Linked DNA regions of Homo sapiens: regions 1 and 2 are each linked to region 3. A link is a loop called in an ENCODE intact Hi-C map of the cell type or tissue named here. Cell type or tissue: heart right ventricle. All regions are shown on one strand.

Region 1 (8,000 bases), 64 kb before region 3:
TAACACAAGCTTGCAGCAGGCAAAGCCAAAAGTTATACCCAAGTCTTTTTTTTTTTTTTTTTTGTCTATGAAGTATGTATTATTTTGGCAAGTGATTTTTTCCTTCCTAAGAATAAGATGAACATGTCCAAATGTTACCTGTGCCAACTTCACAGATACAGAAGTATCTAGTCTTCATTTCCTCAATGCCCCAATTAGATGGTTCTAGTAAACGAATCAATATAGTTAAAAAAAAAAAATACAGGTTCAACAAAAGAGCACCATCCTATTAGGGAACTGAGTAACATGTGAAAATGAAGTTGTCATTATAATCAAAATGTTGCCCAAATTCTAACAAACCCAAGCTGTTATACTAGTACATGGACGCAGTCCATAGTGTTAACCTAAAGAACTCTGGGACAAGAACATTATTTGAAAAATAAACTCCAAAATTATACCTGTAATAAATGGTGAGACAGACCAATTTTAAAGCACAAGTGACATGTTACACTGTATTGCTTCTTGAACTTTCCAAACAATGCTTGTCCATGTCAGGTTTGGGCCATTCTCCTGCTAAGACAGAGAGCATTGTATTTATTCAAAAGCCCAGATTTCAATATCTTGGATAAAGAAATCTTCCTTCTTAGAAAGTGTACGATTCCCAAACGTTTTACAAGAATGGCTTCTTGCATGGTAGAGATCTCCATCAAGCCAAAGGGCAAATTCTCCTCCTCCACCACCGAAAGCTAGTGAATCCATGTCTCCTTTGATAAAAAACATGTTATCTCCTGTCCACTTAAAGACCTCAAACTCTGGACAGAATGTAAAAACAAAGGTCTCTCCAGTACCATAAAAGCCATCACTCACTTTAAATGGCTCAGCTGCTAACGCACCAAAAACCTGTCCATCACTGTCTTTAATTACCATCAGCACTGGGGTGTCTAAACCTGTCATTGTTCGATAAAGAGTTTTCAAGCAAGCTTGTGCCATGTTTTCCAGTACCATAAACAAGAGTCCGTGGATAGCCAATTGTTCTTGGTGGAAGATGCTTGGTAAGCTTTTCAATTTGATCTGGCAGTAAACTTTTCATTTGAGAATAGGTTTAGGTTTACCAAAAAGTTGCAAAGATATACAGAGTCTCTATACCTCTCACCCAGACTCCTCTGTTGTTAATGTCTTACATCACTATGGTAACTTTTTCACAACTAAGGAACCAACATTACATTTAAATATAGATGTATTTTTTTTTTCTTGTGACGCTAGAGGCCATGGCTTTAATCCCTATACTGTCTTTATTTGGTTTGGCTTACAGGTGAGCTGGAATTTATTTTAAAGGGGAAAGTCCTTTTCTTTTTCCGCTCCTTCCACTTCCCCTCCATGCTTCCAAGCAGGAAAATGAGTTCAGCAGGCTCCTCCACATGTGAAATCAGTTTAACTTGCTTTCTCAGCAGGATGTAGACGAGCAATAGATCTTGCTCTTTAGCAGGGATTTATAGAATATGACATTATATGAAGATTATGCTGCAGCTAGAAATTTACCAACACAACAGGAAAGCCTGTAATATTATAGAACCACCTTTTGTAATTTTAAAATTCAACGAGTAATGGTTCATCTTAAAAGAAAAAAGATATTTAGAAATTTTCTAGTAGTAAATATGCGATTTTTAAATCTCTTGATATAATTGTAACAACTTTTCCCCTTAAGGACCAGACCAGGAAATTAATTAGAAATCAAAATAGTAAAACATCATTAAATAGAAACTTTGTTATTTTCGAAAGTAAGATAAATGAATTGGCTTCTTCCACAAAGGTCAGCAATAATTTGGAAACTTTGAGAACATGTTAAATCTTGTGCTCTTAAAAATGTTGTCTGATGAGTAAATTAAGTAGAATCAACAAAACTTTTAAAACTTATTTTTGGTTTTGGTTCAGGCATAGCCCTTGTCTGAAATATTTCCTCATTTCATTTCATAATTTTATCAATCATGTTGTATATAGAATGTACTGGATGAAATTCTGCTTCTTATATTTTCTTGACCCTGTGCTCTTACACAAACTGTTTCCCTAGGAACGGTTAATAAAAATTGAAACACCCTATTTCACCCTATTCAATAAAAGTTGAAATATCCTATCTGTGTAAGAGCACAGGGTGAACTCAATACATGTATTATCACAGTGACCCTGTAGCTGTCAATGATTTCATTGGCTACCAATTAGTTTTCCTGGAAAAGTTTTTAAAAATGTAGTCCAGTGTCGCAATCTACTCTGAAAGGTCTTCAAGATTATTCATTAAACATGACAATGGATCAGTTATCATATTAAGCCCTATACCTACACTTTTGTCTTAATCCTTCCAACAATTTTTCAAACTAGGTCTTATTATCCTCATTCTATAGATGAGAAAGAAGGGAAGGAACTTATGCAAAGAGTCTCATGTGGCTGAACAGGAGTCCAAGGAAGCCATAGAGTTACTGCAAGGTGAATATGAACTCATTTGCTGGCCATGCATTATCTACAAATGAAAACGACAATATATCTCCAGCATCAATATGGCATCGTTTTCAAACATATGTAGATGCCGTTGCTATCATTAATAAGAGGACTTTATACTAAAAACATTTCGGAGTTGCTGCACTGTTCTGAAAAATATCCTGTTAAAATTGGATCAGACCTGTACTGAATAGTTCAGATCTAGTTAGTACAAAGCAGACTTCTCAGGTTAGAAGAGGTAGTGACTAGGATCAAACTTTGACATCAAATATGTTGCATATCTTTATTCTGTCACCTACTGGTGAGCCTAGATTCCACATCTGGAAAATGGGAACATATAGTGGACACTATTGGTTATCTACCCAACGTTATTACCTACTTCTTCCTTGTTGGCAGACCAAGGGGGGCATAGCTGTCACTTCCCCTCATGACTCAGTTTCAACTCTGTTGCTGACTCCTGTTTGGCCTGAGTAATCCCAGTGGCCTCAATTCCTGTTACCGTGACTTGTTTAGGGATGGGCATATGACTCAGTTCTGGACAATGCCATATAAGGGAGAGGCTGCAGGGCTTGTAGAAAATGTTTCTTTCTAAAAAGTATTTTCTTCCACACTGGAAAGAGCTGACTTTAAATGACAAATGTGCAACTTCTAGATCAGTGGTTAGAGCCATTTTTTAGATGTTACTGTGTCTGGTTGTAACACCTGGATTTGCAGCAACCATCTTGCAACACTGTCTTCCAAATGAATAGCTGTTATTAATGTTATTCACAGAAACATAAAAGGCCTCAGGCATCTGGGAAGGACTGGCCTCACACATCATTCATAAGTAAACTCTTTGCTGGCCTCCTATAAACAAGGACATGTCAATTGTTACTTTAGGTCTACCGTCTTAAATCTAGCTCCTAAAACTAAAGCCGTTTGATTCCACACTGATTATGTTGCTTACAAGCTTATCTTCCAGATGCAGAGCAAGGACAAGACAACATCAGTCATCTCCTTCACCTATCAGAGACAACTGCATAATTGATTCATTCTTTTCTCCTTTTTTTCTCTTCAAACATTCATCTTATCTCTGTAAAATGTAGATTTACTGGGCACTAACTAAAGTCTCAAGAGAATATAACCATTCGCCTTACCTTCCCCCCTTCCTGCATGCCTATCTCCCTTTAAAGAAATATATAAATTCTAAAGCTCCTAAAAACCTCTTCAGGAAAACAGCCACAGATGTGCCTGTGGCTCATGTTTTCCCAGATGCGCCCTAAAACTGGTGTAATAAACCTCCATCGACTGAGACTTTTGCCTCAGTCTCTCATTTCGATTATCAGTTCAAATGAGAATTTTTGCAAAGGAACTTACACTAACTGGAAAATAGTATGGACTCAATAATCAATGTTAGCTCTGAGTGACAATGATAAGGTGGTGCTTTTAGTTTCTTCAAGCCCCTAAATCTGGTGTGAAATCTCCCCCACTAAACACTGTCATTTCTTCTATGTTGTTTAGTACTCAATAAAAATTGCACATGGATATATCAATCTAGGTCAATATAGGACAACACAAATTTGTGTTCCCAGAATGCTGGGAGGTTGAGAAAAACCTAAAACCAAGTTTTAAGAAAGGCACATTCTTTTCTTCCCTTCAGATAAAAATATATTTGGCCCATTCCTCCAAAAACTAAGCAATATTCCCATCTGGAGAGAGAAAAAAGATCTCACCTATTGAAAGCAAATTATCTTCCTCAAGTCACTTCCTGAATATACTGTAGGAAGTTTACTTTCAAAGTTCTCTTCCCTGGAACAAATCAGATTATTTACATGTATTTGCCTGCTCTGAAGAAAAAACACTTGAACACCAGAAGGAAGAAAATCTGTACTTGCTCAAAGTCAAAATACCAAAGAATAAAGAAAGAGGTCTCCTTAGGAGAAATGAAAAGTTTTGTTCTTCTTGGAAGAAGTCTTCAAATATTTTAGAGCAAAATATATACAGGTATGAGTATTGGTATGGACACTAGAAGATTAAAAAAAGACCTCAAAAAATAAACATGTTTTGGCTTTAGTCCTTCAGAGTAATTAACATGTTGCTGTAGCTGACAAAATTTGTGGCCAGATAGAAACCTGCTAGTTGAAAAATTTGGAATCCTGTAGCCTCCCATCTCTGCCTAAGATCAAGGCCAAACATCTGCTCTCCTCCCACTTCCTGAGCCCTCAGCCTGTTTAGAGGAGTTGGGTCAGTTGTCTTGCAGAGAGGGTGCAAAGGTAAGTGGCAGAGGGGCCAAAGCCCAGTGCCAGGCTCAGCTTTCATAATGTGCCCTGTGATGGATGCTCAGTGTTCAGAACACCCAGCTGGCCAGAGAGAGGCTTTTGGAAACAACAGAGGATTGACGTTCTTCAGTACTCATTTTCCAGCAAAGACAAATATCTGATTATATAATAGAGAAGTTATGTCTTCTGGCACCCAAAGAACTGACCTACAATGACAAATGTGCAACTTATTAAGCAAATTCCATTGAGCCTGCAACACATACTAGTTGTTTTCTCAAGACACGTAGTTGCTTTACCACCAAGAACCCTTTCCTCAATGGTTCCAGCTGGCAAAACTCACTGTCATTTCAATCTATTGCTTTGTAATCACACAAACCTTCTCCGTGGGTTTTTCAAAATTAAACTAAGTTGATCTGCTCTGATTTCCCTTTGCTGCCACGATTCTAGAGACCATAGATAATTGTTTAAGCCCAAATCCATAAGGCGAGTTTCTGTTGGAGAAAAACCAGGGAAAGAGTCCTTCCGTGATGTATCTTGTATATGCTGGCTCCTCTGGGGTGGGTGCAACTTTGCTTGCTTAATCAGGATGCACACCCTAAGCAGAGATGCCTGGTTTTGATTTAAATGGGTACAAAATGTGTTCCCTTTGTTCTGGAGCTCTCACTAAAGCTAGTACAGAAACCTCGGCTCTATATGTTATTGGGGTTTCTCATTTTCCCACAAAGCACATGGGATGGGTGGTCATGGCAATGGTGAGCAGGATCATTGCGGCGCATTAAGTTAACTGGCACAAATCATTTGTTTGCTGAGGAGGAACAGAATCATATGTGGCAATACCTTCCCAGGGAGTGTTGCCTCACTGTTGTCACAGACTGAGCTTTGGAGAGATGTAGGAAAGGATAGCAGTGGCTGACTCCTCTATGTGTTTTACTTACATATAGGTGCAGCACAGAGAATAATCAATATCTATGGTGACAATTCATAAGCAAGTCCACATTTAAAACATTAATATATAAAAAGCCCCTTTCCCAGCTCTGGTCCCAGTTGCCTAATTCTCCACCCTTGAAGCAGAGTTTGTTACTCAAAACCTATTTACATGAGTATAAATGAATAAATATCCCATATTTTATATGAGTGGTAGCATAGTATACCTACTGTTCTGTACCTCGCTTATATCAAAAATTTTAAAGCAAGCATATGAATAACATTGTTATGCTTTTTAGTACTAAAAATTGAAGACCTGAAAATAGTGAAAACTGGAACAAAAAAAGATTAGCCACTTACACATATGGGGTGGTACTCCACAGATTATTTATAACTGAAGTGTGAGGCATCCTACTAGTGGAAACAGCCTTCCCTTTCCCAAGGAGGGGATGATGACAAAGGAGGACAAAGCTAAACACAGGTGTACCCTGCTAGTCTCCCTCTCCTTCCTACGACCTCACTCCTTCCCTTCCTCCAGATCTTCTCTCTGTACCTTTCCTAAACCACCCGTCCTGCTTCCCCACCAATCTTGTTCCTCTTCTCCTCCTTCCTTCTGTCAATCGATCCTTCAGTTCTTTGCATCTACCTTTTTCACCTCCATCCCTTCTACCAGGTCATTCTTCTGGATTCCCTGACTGTGGCCCTTCCTTGCCTTCCAGGTCCTCTTTAATGGGAGTGGAGGAGCTGCCTGTGTCATTGGGGGTCAGAGAAGGACACGGGTCACAGAAAAACTGAGTCTGGAAAGGATGACACTGAGCTAGTGGGGGTGTGTAGGGGGCACAGGGACTGGAATGAGAACTGTTCCACTGCCTTCCCTGCCTGCCCACGTGTAAGAAGTAGTGTTATCAGTCAGGGTTCAAACAGAGAAGCAGAACCAATAGGAGATAAAGATGACTAATATGGATAGATAGATACTAAGGAAGTTACGTATACAATTGTGGGGGCTGGGTAAGTGAGTCCAAAGTCTACAGAATAGGCAGTCAAGAAGGGAAGAGCACAAGCAAGCTGGGACCCCACGTGCACAGGTCAAAGCTACTGTTCACAGGCAGGGTCTCTGTTTCGTGTAGGGCCTTCCAACCAGTTAAGTCAGGCCCACACAGGATAATTTCCCTAATTAAGGATCACCTGATTAGGAACTTATTTATACCCACAAGTTCCTTCATCGCAGCACCTACATTCGTGTTCGATTGCATAACTGGCAGAAGCATGTGAATGCAACAAAATGGCTGCTATTTCCCTTCCATCCCCCAACTCTTGCAAGAGAATATCTCCTGTAGCCCAACCTGGGCAGAACCTATTAGCAAGGGAATTCTGGGGAATATGGTTTAACCCAAACAAGTTGAGCCACTACAAAATAATCAGAAACAGTTACCGTAATAGGCAGCTGCTGGGCAAATGCCCCAGTCCTTGCCAGGCCAGACTCATCCTAGAGGAACCTGCAGCTATGGGCCACTACACTGCTGCTTCTGTGGTGTTCCTTTATTGATTGCCCTTAAAGAATGGCATAGTAGAAATAGAACATTCCAATATGCCCTCCATCCTTCCCCAGAGCTCCCCAGACCTTCAAAGTAGCACTTCAAGGAGCACTTGCTGAAGGGGAAGATACTTCTGCTAATAATAATAATAATAATAAGCCTTTTCTCACATGTTAGAATTGGAACTGTAAGTCTAAGTGGAGATGTTACAGGAATAATTTTGCATCTGCTTGTCAACTGTTTGCTCCTCCAGACCCTCCCTTCATCTTCTCCACCCTGCTCTAGACTTTGGGGCTCTGACAGGTTTGAGCTGCATCAACAGTGCTTACTCATCCTCTTTCCAGCTCCCAGTTGGGTTTGGTCACCGAGTAGCGCTGGCAGGAGATAGGAAGGAAGAAGAAAGTGAAGTCCAGCTGTTTAATTCCCTGGCTTTAACCCTGCAGATTACTTTGGGCTGCCCAAGTCCCTAAACTAAAGGGACTTCTTGCTTCAAGGCAGCCTCTGTCCACCAGCACTTCTCAAGCTATACATAGTGAAGGAACAAGTTTTGTTCTTTTGTTTTCATCACCATTTCCTTATGGACTTACAGTTGAAATCAACTAATTTATCTAGGATTTAAACTCTTGTCAGCTGACTCTAAAGTTAGTGATATCCATTCTTTATCATTCTGTAACTACTAGGAAAGTAAGAAATGTAGACACCCTCTAGAAATACAAATTAAAGAATGTGTGTGCCTGGATCGTCCTGATGCCTAGCCTTCTAAGCTGATTCTCCAGTGGAGCCTCAGTAGGGGCCACCTTCCTTCTCCTGCCCG
Region 2 (8,000 bases), 140 kb before region 3:
TTCTAGAAAATAATAGGAGAGAGAAATCAAACATTTAATGTCAGATGTAGTGTCATGCTTTTGCATGTGCTATCTATAGAAAACAGTCTTCCAACTCTTCTTTTACTCAGATGTTGTATGAGAGCAGGGTATTATGTATCTTTTCATCTTTGGAATTAGATGGCTCTCTACTAATTAGTGACTCCCACGGGTTTCTACATTATCAGAGCATTTAAGAGCTTCTAGGCCACCTGCTGCTGCTGCTGTTCTCATCACCTGGCCAGAGTGCATCTGGCTACTCACATTCCCTGTGGGATGCCTAATTGTCAATTCCCCAAGGTCTGATTACTGATAAAACAGGATTCTGAGACTTAGTCTGCCTGCCCTGTGATAACATAATGCATTGATTGTACCATTATTGTGACTTGCTGTGTTTCCATAAAAAAGTTTTTGAATTCTGCTCTATGTGTATTTAAATCTGAGATCTTCGTTAAAAAAAAAAAAAGCCTTCTGATATAAATCCTAAAATTATGCATTCCCTTTTCCCCAAGTGAAATGATGAATATAATTTGTGTGGAACTTAAGAAGTTAATTAAAGGAGGGAATTATGAACTTCTTTGACCTCTACAGTAAAAAACCACTCGTTCCAAGGCAGCTTTGGCTTGGTGTCTTGTGTTTAAGTTGGTATGATATTGATGCAGACCTTTTGACTCAGTTGCAGCAGTTACTCACAGACCTTCCCCATGACATGCTGGATGACGACCTCTCCTCTCCAGAGCTCCAGTATTCGGACTGCAGCGAGGATGGCACAGACGGACAGTAAGCACCTGAAGTCACTTTCACTTGTATATTGCAATTCTATAAGTCTTTTTCTTTTGATGAAGATTAATAATTACATGATTATAAAATTGTAAATTGATTCTTAAAATTTTGGGTGAAGATTGGAAGGAAAAAGGTTAAAATCTTGGGGTTCTTTGTGTTATCTATGTACAAATAAATGATACGCTTTAAATCGAAAGTATTCCTTTTTCTCGAGACCACATCATCCTGAGCAATTGGAGATGAGCTGGAATGAGCAAATGCTGCCCAAATCTCAAAGTGTAAATGTAAGTATCTGGTGTGATGATGACTTTGGTGAGGGTGGGACTGGATCTTCGTGCTTTTGTTTTACTCTTGTTATCTAATAGGGCTATAATGAAATTCAGAGTTTATATGCTGGAGAAAAATGTGGTAATGTCTGGGAAGAAAATAGAAGTAAAACTGAAGACCGACATCCTGTGTACCATCCTGAAGAAGGTGGAGATGAAGGTGGAAGTGGTTATAGTCCTCCAAGTAAATGTGAACAGACTGATTTATATCACCTTCCTGAAAACTTTAGGCCATATACCAATGGTCAGAAGCAGGAATTTAATAACCAAGCAACCAATGTAATTAAATTTTCAGATCCTCAATGGAACCATTTTCAGGTATTGTAAAAACTTGACTTTCAAGAACTTGTGTGTGTGCACACGCATTTGCGTGATGTTTGTGTGTGTTCAGGAAATGTATGTGAGTACAATGGTAAGATGATTTAACCACACGAAGTTCTGAGAGGGCACTTATTCAGGTTCATGGTGAATTAGTCATGGTATTTTCTGTTTACAGTCTAATACAATCATGATCTTAAGTCAGAAGTTTAAAATAGAGGCTCTTTGGACATAGTTGATTAAACATTAAAAGTTAAGTCTGCCAAAGAATAACTATCCTCATTTACTGCTGCTTCTACCACTGCACTGTGCTTCAATGAGAAGCTGTGTTCAGGTCTCTTATTGTAGTTTTTAAAGCAGTAATTCTGTGTAGGTGGCAACATTTAATTTCCTCAGTTTTCTTGCTCACCACCCATAACAAATTTTAGGTTAAACATGTCAAAGCTGATATCTCTATTGTATGGTGATATAACAGTAGACAGGATGAATGTGAAGGAAAAACCAAAAAACCTTGTTTTTCCTGGGGGGGAGTTTAATGAAGTAAGACCTCAGGATATAGTTAGTTGCTTCTTAGAATTTCTCAATGACAGCAAATACCTCAACAGCTAGTCTGTGTCACGCAATGACAGGATGGATTTTTTAGGCTGTTAAGTGGTTATTTTCTCTTAATTCTATCTCCGTAGAATGTTATTATTCATCCCATAAGAGTTACTATTTATTAGATATGAGGCACCGTGGTCCATGTTCATGTTATTGGATATGTGCATTTTTATATTCCCAAGATGTTGGCATAATCTAAATCATTTGTAATAAAATATTTCTATATAGTCTTATTGGAATTCTTGGGTTTTATTTATAAAATTGCCTTCATTGTGTGCTCAAAAGTAGAATTTAGGTGTCTATAAATTATGTATTGCAGACTTTCAATTAATAGTGTTAAATAACAATACGTGCTACTTTTGAGCAGATATATATATGTGTGTGTGTGTGTGTGTGTGTGTGTGTGTGTGTATATATATAAACAACTTTGAACTGTACCAAAAGTAAGTTCTGTAACGTAACATTAATTTAGGTGTCTAATTCAGATAATTTTGGAAGAAAAGGCCAAATCTTAATTGTCAGTTTCATTTGTTATCACAGGGTCCCAGTTGTCAAGGTTTGGAACCGTATAATAAAGTGACATATAAACCTTATCAGTCTTCTGCCCAGAATAATGGCTCACCAGCCCAGGAGATAACAGGAAGTGACACATTCGAAGGCCTGCAACAACAATTTTTAGGAGCTAATGAGAGTAGGTATCAAGTTTATATTTATTTTTTAATACCACATAATTGGGGAAATTTGAATACACAATGAATATTTGAGCACATTCAAGAATTATTATTTTTTAAGTATGACAATAGAATTGTGCTTGATATTTCAAAGAGCCCTTATTTTTAGAGATATATACTAGAGTATTTATGAATAAACTGACATGAAGTCTAGGATTTACTTTAAAATAATAGGCTGTTGAGGGGTAATGTTGGGTGGGAATATAGATGTGGCCAAATTGGCCATGAGTTCATAATTGTTGAATCTGGGAGATGGGTTCGTGGAGATTCATCATATTATTCTCTTTACTTTCTTATATATTTGAAATTTTTCGTAATGAAAAGTTAAAAGACATTTTTCCAACTTTATATTTCAGTCATTCTAGTTTGTTAAGCCTTTTCTCCTTATTTGTATAGTGTTAAGTATCCTCGCCTATCATACAGGATACCTGGACTTATTTGAAATTTAAAAAAATTTTAAAAGACTTTTTATGAACTTTATATATTTTTTTGACTGAAGCCTAATTTGGAAAATGAAACATAGTTTTCAATCTCAGATTTTTGACTATATAGAAGTGTAATTTAATACATCAGCACTATCATCAACTTTTTTCTTTTGATTTTACAGTTTTTAGTCAACTCTGATATAAATTAGTTTATATTCAGAATTACTTAGATATCAGGTTCAGTCATGTGGCATTTGCCAGTTTTTTTTGTATAGTATGTATATAAATATGAGAATGAAAAAAGTGCTTATAGGTACTAGAGAATTCTGAGATGAAATGCTAGTATCAAAAAACAAAAATCCCAAAATATAAACCCGTATAGTGACTGTACTGAATTACTCTTGTCATACTGTCTGGCACACTAAATAGCTTCTAATTATTGTGCATATTGAAGAGCCAGTGTAATTCTAGAGTGTGGCAGCAAGTGTTTTTGTTTTACTTTTTGTTTCCCTTTAATTAGTAGGGGAAAGGTCATACTGGATATTCTGGCTTACCTGGGCTATACCAAAGAGAAAACTGGACTTTTGGGTTGTGACTTCATATTGTTGCTTCCATCGTACACTGGGACGGCAGGGTAGTTACAGGGGGAGGCCCAGAATTCATTTTCCCCTGAAGGAGTCAACAGCAAATATGAGGATGGCCTCTCTTTGTTCTTAAGTTTTTTGTGGAATGAGGAAGTGGACAGTGTATATGACATAACTGGTTTTAGGTTGAGTAAATGAACCTCACAGCAGTGGCCTGACATCTCCTTAGTGTTTACTCTTTCAGTTCCCTTGAAAAGTTGTATTTGTATCTCCTGGTCTTTCTGCATATAAAAACCTTTCCTTACCTTTCTTAACACTCTGCACTTCTTCAAGTTGAGTCAGTTACACATTTGTCTAAATTTGACATTTGGAAGTTAATTAAATAACTTAATGGTAGTGCCAAATTAGTGATTATAGTTTCTTAGCAACAGTAATTTAAAAAATTTGGAGATGGGGCTAGCTCTACTATAAGACCTATGAGGAGTTTGACTTGTATAAACTTTTCAGTCTTTAATTTTCTTTATTTAACCAGATCTCTTTCTAAAAAGAGGACAGAATTATTTAGTTAGCAAGTGGTTAAAACTCAGTAAATGCATTTATTTCTGATTGTAAGCTAACAGAAACATTGTTCTAGTAGTAAGTAGAATATTTATCATTATGTAGTTGAAGCATACCTACCAATCCTTTTTTCCATTTTTTTTCTCTTTTTAAAGTGGTCCCCAAATGACTAATTGTTTCTAAAAGAAGACTTCAAAAATTTTTTTTTAAATTATGTATTCGTGGAGTAGATTTGGAGGTTTGTTATATGGGTATATTAAATAATGCTGGGGTTTGACTTCTAGTGAACCCATCACCCAAATAGTGAACATAGTACCCAATGGATAGTTTTTCAACCCTTCTCCCCTGCTCCCTCCCCAAAATTCTTGATTAATCTATTCACTAGCTAATTAATTCAGTTATGTGCCAGCATCAATATAAATATAATATTTTCCCCACTCCTGCCTAAAATAAAATATTTTGAGGCTGTCTAGAAATTTTCTTTAAAAATGATTTTATAGAAGCTGATGTACTTGTTTTGTTTTTAATTTTCTGACAGCATATTACTTTATTTCATTGCAGTTGTTATATACTGATTTTTAACTGGCTAAAATGGTAGTTAGTGATTCAGGGTTATAACTTAAACCAGTGACTTTCAAACTTTCCTATCAGTGACCCACTGTAAGAACTATATTTTTTTACATTGTGATATGGTGTACAACATGTATCTATATGAACAGGTATATATAAATGAAACAAGTTTCACAAAATAAGACTGTTTCTTACTACATGATGCACTCTGATATATTCTCTCTCTCTTTTTTAATCCTAGTCACAATTCACTGAATTGATTTCATGATGCTCTAAAAGGTTGTAGTCACAGTTTGAAAAACACTGCTTTAAATGACTATAAATTTATATTTTGGTATGTTTTTATCTAATAAATTGTCTTTAATTCCCAGACTCTGCAGAAAATATGCAGATTATTCAACTTCAGGTTCTTAACAAAGCAAAAGAGAGACAACTGGAGAACTTAATTGAAAAGTTAAATGAAAGTGAACGTCAAATTCGATATCTGAATCACCAGCTTGTAATAATAAAAGGTAAGATGCTGGATGCTGTCATTTATGAGGTACACTGAGTTAGATATCTTGTTTCCAATAACCTCAGATTACATACGAAGCTTAGAGAGTAAAAACACTTGGTCAGAGGGCTCATAGTGAGTGAGGCATAGCAAAACAAAACCCAGGATTTCTGAGTGTTGGCCTTGGATTACTTCTCTTTGGAACACGCTGTTTTGGAGACCAGGCATGGTGGCTTACGCCTGTAATCCCAGCACTTTGGGAGGCTGAGGTGGGCGGATCACTTGAGATCAGGAGTTCAAAACCAGCCTGGCCAACATGGTGAAACCCTGTCTCTACTAAAAATACAAAAATTAGCGGGGCATAGTGGCAGGCACCTGTAATCCCATCTACTTGGGAGGCTGAAGCAGGAGAAGGAGAATCACCTGAACCTGCAGGCGGAGGTTGCAGTGAGCCGAGAAAGCGCCATTGCACTTCAGGCTGGGTGACAGAGTGAGACTCTGTCTCAAAAAAAAAAAAAAGACACTCTATTTTGGAGTCCCTATATTTTCCCTTTTCTCACTTAGGCTTTTAGAATCATTGAACATTATTTAACTGTACTGATGGCATTCTGTCCTAAAAAGTTGTTGATTCCTTATGTCTGATTCCTTATGTCATTACTCTGGATGAAGTATTCCAGCTTTCAGAGTGATTTGTGTTTAGTTTGCACTGCAGCGTTTCCTGAGGCTACAAATTAGCATAAACGTTTTAATCCAAATAAGAGTTAGTGATTGTGAAGTGCCATGTCTGGGATAAACACACAGAGTAAATACAGATTCAAATTATAATTGCTTACTCCTTGTGCTTTCTCTAGTTTTGGTCCACGTTGAACTTTCATTTGCAGAATACTTTTGTGATTGAACTCTAGCTCATTTCAAATTTAATTGATGGTAAAAATGTCTCTTTCTGTAATGCTCATAACATTTATTTTGAGAGAAGAACTTGTGAGCTGTTATAGCAAAGTATGTGGGAAGAATTTAACATTAGGTGAATTTAAGAGTTCATTCCAAGTGGGTCGGGCACGGTGGCTCACTCCTGTAATCCCGGCACTTTGGGAGGTCAAGGAGGGCGGGTCACGCGGTCAGGAGATCGAGATCATCCTGGCTAACATGGTGAAACCCCATCTCTACTAAAAATACAAAAAATTAGCTGGGTGTGTGGTGGCGCCAGTAGTCCCAGCTACTCAGGAGGCTGAGGCAGGAGAATGGCGTGAACCTGGGAGGCGGAGCTTGCAGTGAGCCGAGATTGCACCTCTGCCCTCCAGCTTGGCGACAGAGCGAAACTCCGTTTCAAAAAAAAGAGTTCATTGCAAGTATGTGTAGGATAATTAGTCCTCAGATAACTTCTTTGATTAGCAGGGATTTGTCCCCAAAAGGGATGCAATAATAGTTTTAAAGGAAGTAGTTCTGCTTCTCTAAAAAAATTTTTTTGGTATCAGGTTTGTTTTTTTTTTTAATTTTTAATTTTTAATAATTTATTTATTTGGGGCTGGGTGAGGTGGCTCACGCCTGTAATCCCAGCACTTTGGGAGGCCAAGGTGGGTGGATCACTTGAGGTTAGGAGTTCGAGACTAGCCTGGCCAATATAGTGAAACCCCATCTCTACTAAAAATATAAAAATTATCTGGGAGTGGTGGCAGGTGCCTGTAATCCCAGCTACTGGGGAGGCTGAGGTTGTAGTGAGCCAAGATTATACCACTGTACTCCAGCCTGGGCGACGGAGTGAGACGCTGTCTCAAAATAAATAAATAAGTAAGTAAGTAAATTCTTTATTTAGTTTTCTCTAAATCAACTAAAGTTCATTTTTCTGAATTAAATTTAATTCAACAACATTTATATATGATACAGACGTGACATCTGATTGGGATTGTGACATTGGGGTCCCTCTACAGGAACATTATTTATATAAACATTTTTAATACCGTAGATGAAAAGGATGGTTTGACTCTCAGCCTTCGAGAATCACAGAAACTCTTTCAGAATGGAAAAGAAAGAGAGATACAGCTTGAAGCTCAAATAAAAGCACTGGAGACTCAGATACAAGCATTAAAAGTCAATGAAGAACAGGTACCTATTTTAACTTATGTATGGTAAAAAAATTAAAAGTTTAGTTATTTAACAAAACTTTTTGTAGGGTAGGACTAAATTTAGAAGAACTTTGAAGTTATTGACAAAGCATTAGAACTTAAATTTCCTGACTGCAATAGTTTGCTTCAGAATTGGTATCCCGAGAAGCTTTTATTTTTATTTTTCCTGCTGCTTCTCCATTTGGAGAACTGTTTTTTAAACTTGAGTTTAAAGTGGTGACACATTCACATTCTTTGATTAATGAGATAGCCATTTGATTTTTGGAAATAGTCATAAGTCATTGGTAGCTAAGCCTGGTGGTGGTTGATTCATTTTTTGGCAGGGGGCAGGGTTAAAAATGAAAGTGATGGCCGGATGCAGTGGCTCACGCCTGTAATCCCAGCACTTTGGGAAGCCGAGGCGGTCGAATCACCTGAGGTCAGGAGTTTGAGACCAGCCTGGCCAACATTGTGAAACCCCGTCTCTATTAA
Region 3 (8,000 bases):
AAACTGGTTTATTTTCTTATTGAATTGTAAGAGTTCTTTATGTATTCTGATATGTCCTATGTCAGACATATATATTATAGTCAATTTTTTTTTTTTTTTTTGAGACAGAGTCTCTCACTCTGTTGCTCAGGCACTAGTGTGATCATAGCTAGTGAGCTTCAAACTCCTGGGCTCAAGCAATTCTCCTGCCTCAGCCTCCCGAGCAGTGGAGACCACAGGTGCATGTGGCCACACCTGGCTAATTGTTTATTTTTTTTGTAGGGATGAGGTCTCAATATGTTGCCCAGATTGGTCTTGAACTCCTGACCTCAAACAATCCTCCTGCCTCAGCCTCCCAGGTTTCCTTACATACACACAAAAACGCTAAAACAACAACAACAACAAAAACCCTGTTCTCTGCCACCAAAGAATGGGGAAAAGAGTGGCCTAACAACAAAACACAATTTTTTTGGCAAATTCAAAATTTGCCAAACTCTGTTCAAACGCCAATGGAAAAATTGCAGCCTCCTCCTCTAGCCCACAAAGACAGACTTGAGTGCTATGATTCCTCCACTGAGTGGTATCAGCAGGGCTGAGGTGGAAGCTGATCGTTCCTTCTCTACCTAATGAAAGGGAAGGATGCTCTGATTCTCTTGGAAGTGAAGGGTGTTTGGACTCTCATGCCAGGGTACCATCTGCAGGGTCCTGTGCTAAAATGGGCCTCCATGCTCACCCAGAACCAACAAGAATTAACAAGGCAGTGTGAGGCAACTGTAGTCACCACTAGGTTGAAAGAGCTAGACAAATCCACAATTATAGTTGGAGACTTTAATACCCTACTTTCAGCAATTGATAGAATTATAAGACAAAATTATTTTGGCTATTCTAGTTCCTTTATATTTTCCCTATAAAATTTGCATCAGTTTTTTAATTTCTGCATAAATGTATACTAGGATTTTAATTGAGATTATGTTTATAGGCTAATTTAGGAAGAATTTAATTCTTAAGAACATTGAGTCTTTTGATCTATAAACTATTACATCTTTCCATTTATTTAGATCTTCTTTAATTTCTTTTAGGAATATTTTATAATTCTTATATGAGTCTTGCATATATTTTATTAAATTTATTTCTGAGTATTTCAAATTTAAAGTGACATTTTTTAGAATGAATATGCCTTTGTTTGTCCTTCATTTTGGAGGATATTTTTGCTGGGTAGAGAATTTGGGGCCAACAATTTTTGTTTGTTTGTTTCCACACCCTAAAGATATTGTTTCACTGTTTCTTTACCTCTGTTATTTCTGATCATAAGTCAAAATTAATTTGCATGATTGTTCCCCTGTAGGTAATGTGTCATTTCTTTGGCTCCTTTGAAGATTTTCTCCTTATCTGTGTTTTTTTTTAGCAGCATTAACATAGTCTTTTTTATATTGATTCTTCCCCAGTTTGCTGAGCATCCTCAATCTGTAAATATAGCAACATTTTTGGTCATAGTTATTCAAAAACTATGCTTTCTGCTATCTGTCTCTTTCTCTTCTTCTATAACTTCAGATGCTTTTATGATAGATCTTTTGTTATGGTGGTCTCAGAAGTCCTTGAAGCTCTGTTAATTTTTTTAAGTCTTTTGTCCTTTTCTTTGTGTTCTTCATATTGGATAATTTCTATTGATTAATATTCAGGCTCCCTGACTCTTTTCAATATGATCTCAATTCTAATGTTTAGCTCATCGAATATATTTTTAATTTCAGATATTATATTTATAAATTCTAGAATTTCTCATTAGTTCTTTGTTATACTTTCTGTTTCACTGCTATTCCTCTGCCCTTTCATTCATTATAAGCATATTTTCCTTTGCGTCATTCATCACAATTATTTTTATTTTTATTTTTCAACTTTTATTTTAGATTCAGAAGGTACACGTGCAGGTTTGTTACCTGGGCATATGGCATGATGCCGAGATTTGGGGTATGAATGATCCCATCACCCAGGTGCTGAGCATATTACCTAATAGTTTTTTACCCCTTCATCTCTCCCTCCTCTCTGTAGTAGTCCCCAGTTTCTATTGTTGCCATCTTTATTTCCATGAGTACCCAATGTTTAGCTCCCACTTATAAGTGAGAACATGTGGTATTTAGCGTGTAGTATTCTATGGTGTATATGTACCACATTTTCTTTAATTGATCAGAATTATAATACCTGCCTTAAAATTTCTTTTCTGATAATTCCAATATTTGGGTCATCTTGGAGTTTCTATCTCTTGATTGTCTTTTCTCCTGAAAATTGCTCACATTTTATTGTTTCTCTGTATTTTGAATGCTAGGAGTTGTATCCTGGACATTATGAATGTTTAATAGCGAAGACTCTAGATTTTGTTGTATTTCTTCAAATAGAGTTGTGATTTGGTTTTGTTTTGTTTAATGGGCAATTAACTTTGTTGTATTCAAATTTATGAATACAACAGACTATGAACTCTGTCTCTTGGACAGTAGCTCAAACTGCAGTTTAGTTCTTATAGCCTTTACTGGGTTGGATGCAGTCTGTCCATCTATGAATATTCACAGGCCAGGCAGACATTTGAAAAGCATGTACACACAAACTTTGTTGTTTCCCCTCTTTGATTCTTTCCTTTTTGGGATTCTCCCCTTACTTTCCATCAGCTGGGTTGCCCTGAACTCTGTACTCTGTTTCCTCAGTCCAGAAAGACTATGGATTTTCTCTCAAAATTTTAGTCACCCTATACCATGCTGGTTGCAGCCTGTCTTCAGACCAAAAGTCATAAGAAATAGAAAATTCACCCTGTGCCATTTCCTTCCTCTGGGTATCAACTCTTCTCCAGAATCGGCCTGCCTTTGTTCACACTCTAGTCCTTTAGATAATTATGTTGTTGTAATTATTGTTTGTTTTGTTTTTGTATTTTTTCTAGCTTATTGTTATTTGTAGAAGTGTTCATCTAGCAGGAACCAATTTAGTCAGACTAAAAGTGAAATACCAAATGGTATTGTTTTTAAAATGTTCTTTAAAAAATCTATTTTACTTTTTTTTTTGCTAATATATAGAATGATACTGGATTTTTGTGTAATGACCTTGTGTTCTATGTCACTGGTGAATTTACTTTCTAGTTCTAGTCACCTTTTTGTCTATTGTTAGTGTACTCTGTCTAAATAGCTGTTTTGTCTGTGGCAGTTTGATTTCTCCTTCTCCAATATATATGCCTTTCATTTCTTTTTCTTGCTGCAACATTCAGTACAGTGTTAAATTCAGTGGCAGTATCAGAGATTCTTCCCTTCTTCCTGACTAAAGGTGAAAACGTTTGGTCTTTCACCACTGAAAGTGAGTTAGTGTCGTTTCTCCATAGATGTTCTTTATCAGGATGTTCCCTTTTATTCCTAGGTTGCTGAAAGTTTTTTATTATAATTTTGTGTTTAATTTTCTCAAATGCTTTCTCTGTATTTTGTTTTTCTCTTTTAATTCATTAGTATGGTGAATTACATTGATTTTTGAATGTTAAAAAAATCCCTTTGATTCCTAGGATAAACTCTGCTTGTTCGTAATGCATTTGCCTTTCCATATATTGCTGATTCTGATTTGCTAAAATTTTGTTTAAGATTATTGTTCCATATTTCTAAGGGTTATTGATCTGTCCTTTCTTTTCCTGTAATGCTCTTGCTTGTTTTTTTCAGAATAATGGTAGGCTAATAAAATGATTGGGAAGTGTTTGCTCTGCTTCTATTTTCTGGATAAGTTTTTGTAGGAATGTTACTATATCCTCCATAAATGTTTGATAAACTATATCAGTGAAGCTGTTCGTACCTGGTATTTTCCTTGTGGAGATATTTTAAATTATGAATTTAATATCTTTAAAGGTATCCTCAGCCCTGTTTCTATTCTTTTGCACCAGTTTGGTAATTTATGTCTTTCAAGAAATTTTTGTATTTCATTTAATTTTCCAAATTTATTGGCACAAAGTTGTTCTTAATATTTCCCTGACCTTGTAAAGTCTGTGGGACTTTTAACAATGTCTTGTCTTTTATTTTGAAATGGGTCACTTGTCTCCTCTCCTTTCATCTTGAAGAGTATTGAACTTATATTATCCATAACAGACTTTTAGGAATGTTGGAAATATTGGGCCACACCCTAGAAGAGGGCATCACCTTGAGCTAGCAGTTTTCTGAGGCAAACGGCAAAGCTCAAAGAGGGACACAGCTGTGAGCTGTTAGCAGTTAACATTCCCAGCAACTGGGGGCTGTGTGCGTCGGCGCAGAAGAGGAGAGCTTGGCAGAGAACAGCATTATCCACTTTGTAAGGGAAAACACATTTTGAATGTGAGATAAAGTTTGAGCAAAAGCAGCGTATTAAATACAGAGATTTGCAGTGGCAATATGGAATTGGGCTTGGTGAGGGCCAGGGGGCAGATAAATAAATGTGGAAAGGGCCCCAAACAGTGCCGAGCAACCTGAGTTCCCTGGATCCGTAGGGGCCTAGGAAAATAGTTATGTGCATCCTAGAAACAAGGACAAGTCAGCTCAGCTAACGGTATCAACCTTATGTATTTATGTTGATTATCTCATGCTGATGGGCACTCAGACTAGTGAAAGTGGATATTTATTTTTGCTCAATAAATATGAAATATACTTCCTGGTTCCTGATCAAGAATGTAATTCAAATGTATTCTCAAATCTTCAGTCAAGAGCTGAATATTTATCTCTGGAAATGTAAATTTATTATTGTGTATTTTGGACAGTTTTTAAACAAAAAAAAATTCTCTCTTGGAAACAAAACCATCTTGCAAAGCTTTCTTTAATTGATAATCATTTGAGTGTCTACATGCACTAATAATATTTATTATTCACAAATTATCCAGACATGAATGTATTACATGAATGTAGTTTCTTTATCACCTCCCAAAATTCTGACTGTCATTCCAAGTGGAGACATGTAGGTCTTTTTTTATCCTTGTGTTTGCCAGCAGCAGAGTCTGTTTCTGATATTTAGAGGTTGTCCCTCCTTTCCTCTTTAATTACACAGGATTCCTACCCTTCTTGCCATGAGAATCTGTTTCCAAGAATATATCTGAAACTCAAAGAACAAATGCTGGCTATCAAGAGGGTTATCCCTTCCAGGTCAATTTGCAGGTTTATTAGGAATCAAAAGTCTAAACTATAGGAAAATGCAATTTTAATTAGCTGGTAAATTTAATTTCTTACAGATGCTCACAAGTCTGAATCCCAAGTCTCTTCAAAACTGTTGCATCTCCTTTACTGACTGGCAAAATTGCTCCAAAACCTCTGCCTTCTGGCTACTTCACCTCGGCTGGGCTGCCTTCAGAACTGCCACATGTAACAAACACTAAGCTCACCATCTTCTCTCTTCCCCATTCGCATCTTTCTCCTCCTCAATTCCTTAGTTCTGTCCATTCTCTGGCCAACCAAATTCAAGTCTCAGTGTTATCTTTGGCTTCCCTCTCTCCATTGCTTTTCATATTCAATCATTCATTCAGCTGTAATGATTCTATCATGAAATGACACTATAATTTTCTATTCATTTTCACGTGTACTGACAAATCTTTGGAGCACATGCTCATCACCAACACCCAGCTGCTGCCTTAACCTCCTGATCTCCTTTCTTAAAAGATTTCTGTTTTCCAGTTCTTCTTGCATGGTGACAAAATATTAATTTTCTAAATCATGTCATTCCCATGCTTTACATTCTATAATAATGTGCATTTCTTCACAATCCTCAATCTTCTGGTCCCAACCCACTTTCTAATCTTCTCTTTCTCTTTTTCTTCTTTATACATTCCACCCAGTTTTGTCCATTCTTCTAAACAGGTTGCATACTTTCCTATCTTTGGTCTTTCCTTGTACAAGAGTTTCTCCTCCAATATGACAGGAGGGCTCTACCGTTCACCGGTAAAAGATTTTTCCCAAGTTTTCAACCCTCAGCTGATCTCCTCCTTTCTCCATGAAAACTTTTCTGGTCACTGTGGCATAGAGGTCTCTTCCTCTCCTCTGAACATCTAGAACTCCCATTCTCTGTTGGTTTAGCACTAATTGCCTTACATTGTTAGTTTCCCTTTTTTTTTTTCTTTTTTGGTGTACAGGGTTAAAAATATACTAGACATTAACTGTGATCCTGTGTTCCCTTTCAACTGAAAACGAATCCCAGGCTGAGCAAATGGGAGAAGCTGAGAGAAGGGGAAATAACTCTGCCTAATAGGGGGCTGGTGGGCCTGGAGGGTAGACTGAGGAATCTTAGGAAAGAGGCCAGGGGCAGAGAGGAGGACAACCATGGCAAGCACAGGTGTACGGGTGGATTTGAAAGATTTGGAGATGGGGAAATTAAGGTCTGAGGGAGACATGGGGATTCTACAGTAAAGAGAGAAAACTGTGCTGTGCGTGGTGTGGCACAGTCTTCCCTTCACATCTCATGAGAGTCCTTCAGTGATGACTTATGTTACTTTTTACTGAAGATCATGTCAGATGTTTTCTCATTAAGACAGATTCTGTTTTTTGTGATATGACACTGTATGGAGATGGGCTTTCAGGTGAGAACAAGAAGGGCTAACTACACACACACACACCCCTTACACTTCTCAGTATTCCATGTGATGCCAAGCAGTACCACGAGTAGAAGGAGCTCGCCTGCTACCTTGGATGTTTGTCTCGGTGTTCTTGACCTTTGTACCCCTTTTCACCCAATTTCCATAGACCTGTCACGGTCTCCAGTGGTTCTCCTGAGATTCATGTGTTCTAGTGATGATGCAAGGAGATCAGTTAGGGTTTGGGAAGAAAATAAAATGAAAAAAACATACATGTACAGGCACATGTACACACAAAAAATTATCCTTTAAAATTAGCTTTTTGCGGGATATGTTTTACAATGTGCATGCAAGGTAGAATTGCCATATAATAAACACTGCTCCGCAATTACAGCACTAGAATTGTAAATATTCTTTGGAAGGATCTAATTCATGGATTTCCATACCTTGTTATATTTCAGAGAACTGGACACTTTAAAAATACAGATTCCTAGACTCCACCTCAGACCTACTGAATCTGCATTGGGTGATTGTTAGGGACAGGAATCTGAAGTGTAACAAGCTCCTTGGTTTATCCTGAAATAGCCCACTCGTGGCCTGCCTTTCATTGAAATCTAACTCCCTTATTTTCCTAAAGAGGAAAGGGAGGACCCTAGAAGTAAAGTGACTTTCTGAGGCCACAGCAGATGGGTAGCAAAGCCGAGACAGGACCATAGTCTTCTGTCTTCTAATTCCATGCTTGTTCCATCCCTATTTATGTAGTTGATTTTCAAACTCTGGGCAGAATTTTCTAGTATTTCCCAGACTCTTCCTTCTCCTATTCTATCACTCTGGACACTTCCCCAAGTTTTTTTTTTTAATCTGTGGAAAGATATCCAGTATGATGTCATTAATATTGTTGCTAGCAGAATCATGCAGAAATTGAGAAATTTCAAGCTGTAGCACAAATGGCTTGAGTTCCAGATGGAACTCAAAGGGAACAAATTTTAAGACTACTAAATCATACCAATTGTGATTGAAAAATACAAAAAGCATTCAAGCTTTCATAGATGAGAGAAACACAGATAAAGGACCTCTGATAAACCCTTTTGCAAGCATAGGTGAGTGAGAACATGGTGGTCCTAATAATTAAAACAGAATTTAGGGGAAGAAACAAGTTTAGGGAGTTTGCTGACATATTAGTTACCTCTTTCTGTGTAACAAATAACCTCAACATTTAGTGGCTTCAAACACTACACATTTGTTATCTCATTGTTTCTGTGTCACAAATGAGGCACTGCTTAGCTAGATGCCTCGGGCTGAACGTTTCTCACTGCTGAATCAAGGTGTTGGCTGGGGTTGCAGTCTCATCTGAAGACTCCCAAGCTTGCTTGTGTGATTGTTATCAATAGCAGAGTTCAGTTCATCAAGCGTGGTTTGGACTGTGGGCCTTAGTCCATCACTGTTGGCCGGAGGCCTCCATCAGTTTCTTGCATAGGGCCTC

Evidence for each region. A loop is a pair of places that touch in the nucleus more often than their neighbours do. Peaks named below come from ENCODE experiments on the same cell type or tissue, not always from the same donor. Only the 100,000 strongest peaks of a DNase experiment are listed, where the experiment ranks them.
Region 1: it touches region 3 in a loop (2.2-fold over the local background); 2 of 110 quality-filtered maps call a loop at or near these places.
Region 2: a loop joins it to region 3, with 2.8 times the contacts of the local background. A loop is called at or near these places in 40 of 110 quality-filtered maps.

What each region holds. Positions count from the first base shown.
Region 1 is chr15:48,718,405-48,726,404 of GRCh38, reverse strand. It overlaps the pseudogene LOC645405. Among named protein-coding and RNA genes, the nearest start is that of FBN1-DT, 77 kb to the right of the region's middle. In heart right ventricle, no CTCF peak of the experiment used is centred here; DNase peaks (open chromatin) are centred at 4,744 and 7,557; H3K27ac peaks cover 3,485 bases.
Region 2 is chr15:48,790,746-48,798,745 of GRCh38, reverse strand. It overlaps CEP152 (centrosomal protein 152), which reads left to right. Exons shown (of 27, transcript NM_001194998.2): 3 at 695-798; 4 at 1,016-1,085; 5 at 1,167-1,445; 6 at 2,586-2,736; 7 at 5,285-5,425; 8 at 7,370-7,509. Among named protein-coding and RNA genes, the nearest start is that of CEP152, 16 kb to the left of the region's middle. RefSeq lists enhancers at 1-517, 3,634-3,913. In heart right ventricle, no CTCF peak of the experiment used is centred here; no DNase peak of the experiment used is centred here; H3K4me3 peaks cover 1,684 bases; H3K27ac peaks cover 2,914 bases.
Region 3 is chr15:48,654,408-48,662,407 of GRCh38, reverse strand. No RefSeq gene overlaps it. Among named protein-coding and RNA genes, the nearest start is that of FBN1-DT, 13 kb to the right of the region's middle. In heart right ventricle, no CTCF peak of the experiment used is centred here; a DNase peak (open chromatin) is centred at 4,218; H3K27ac peaks cover 2,714 bases.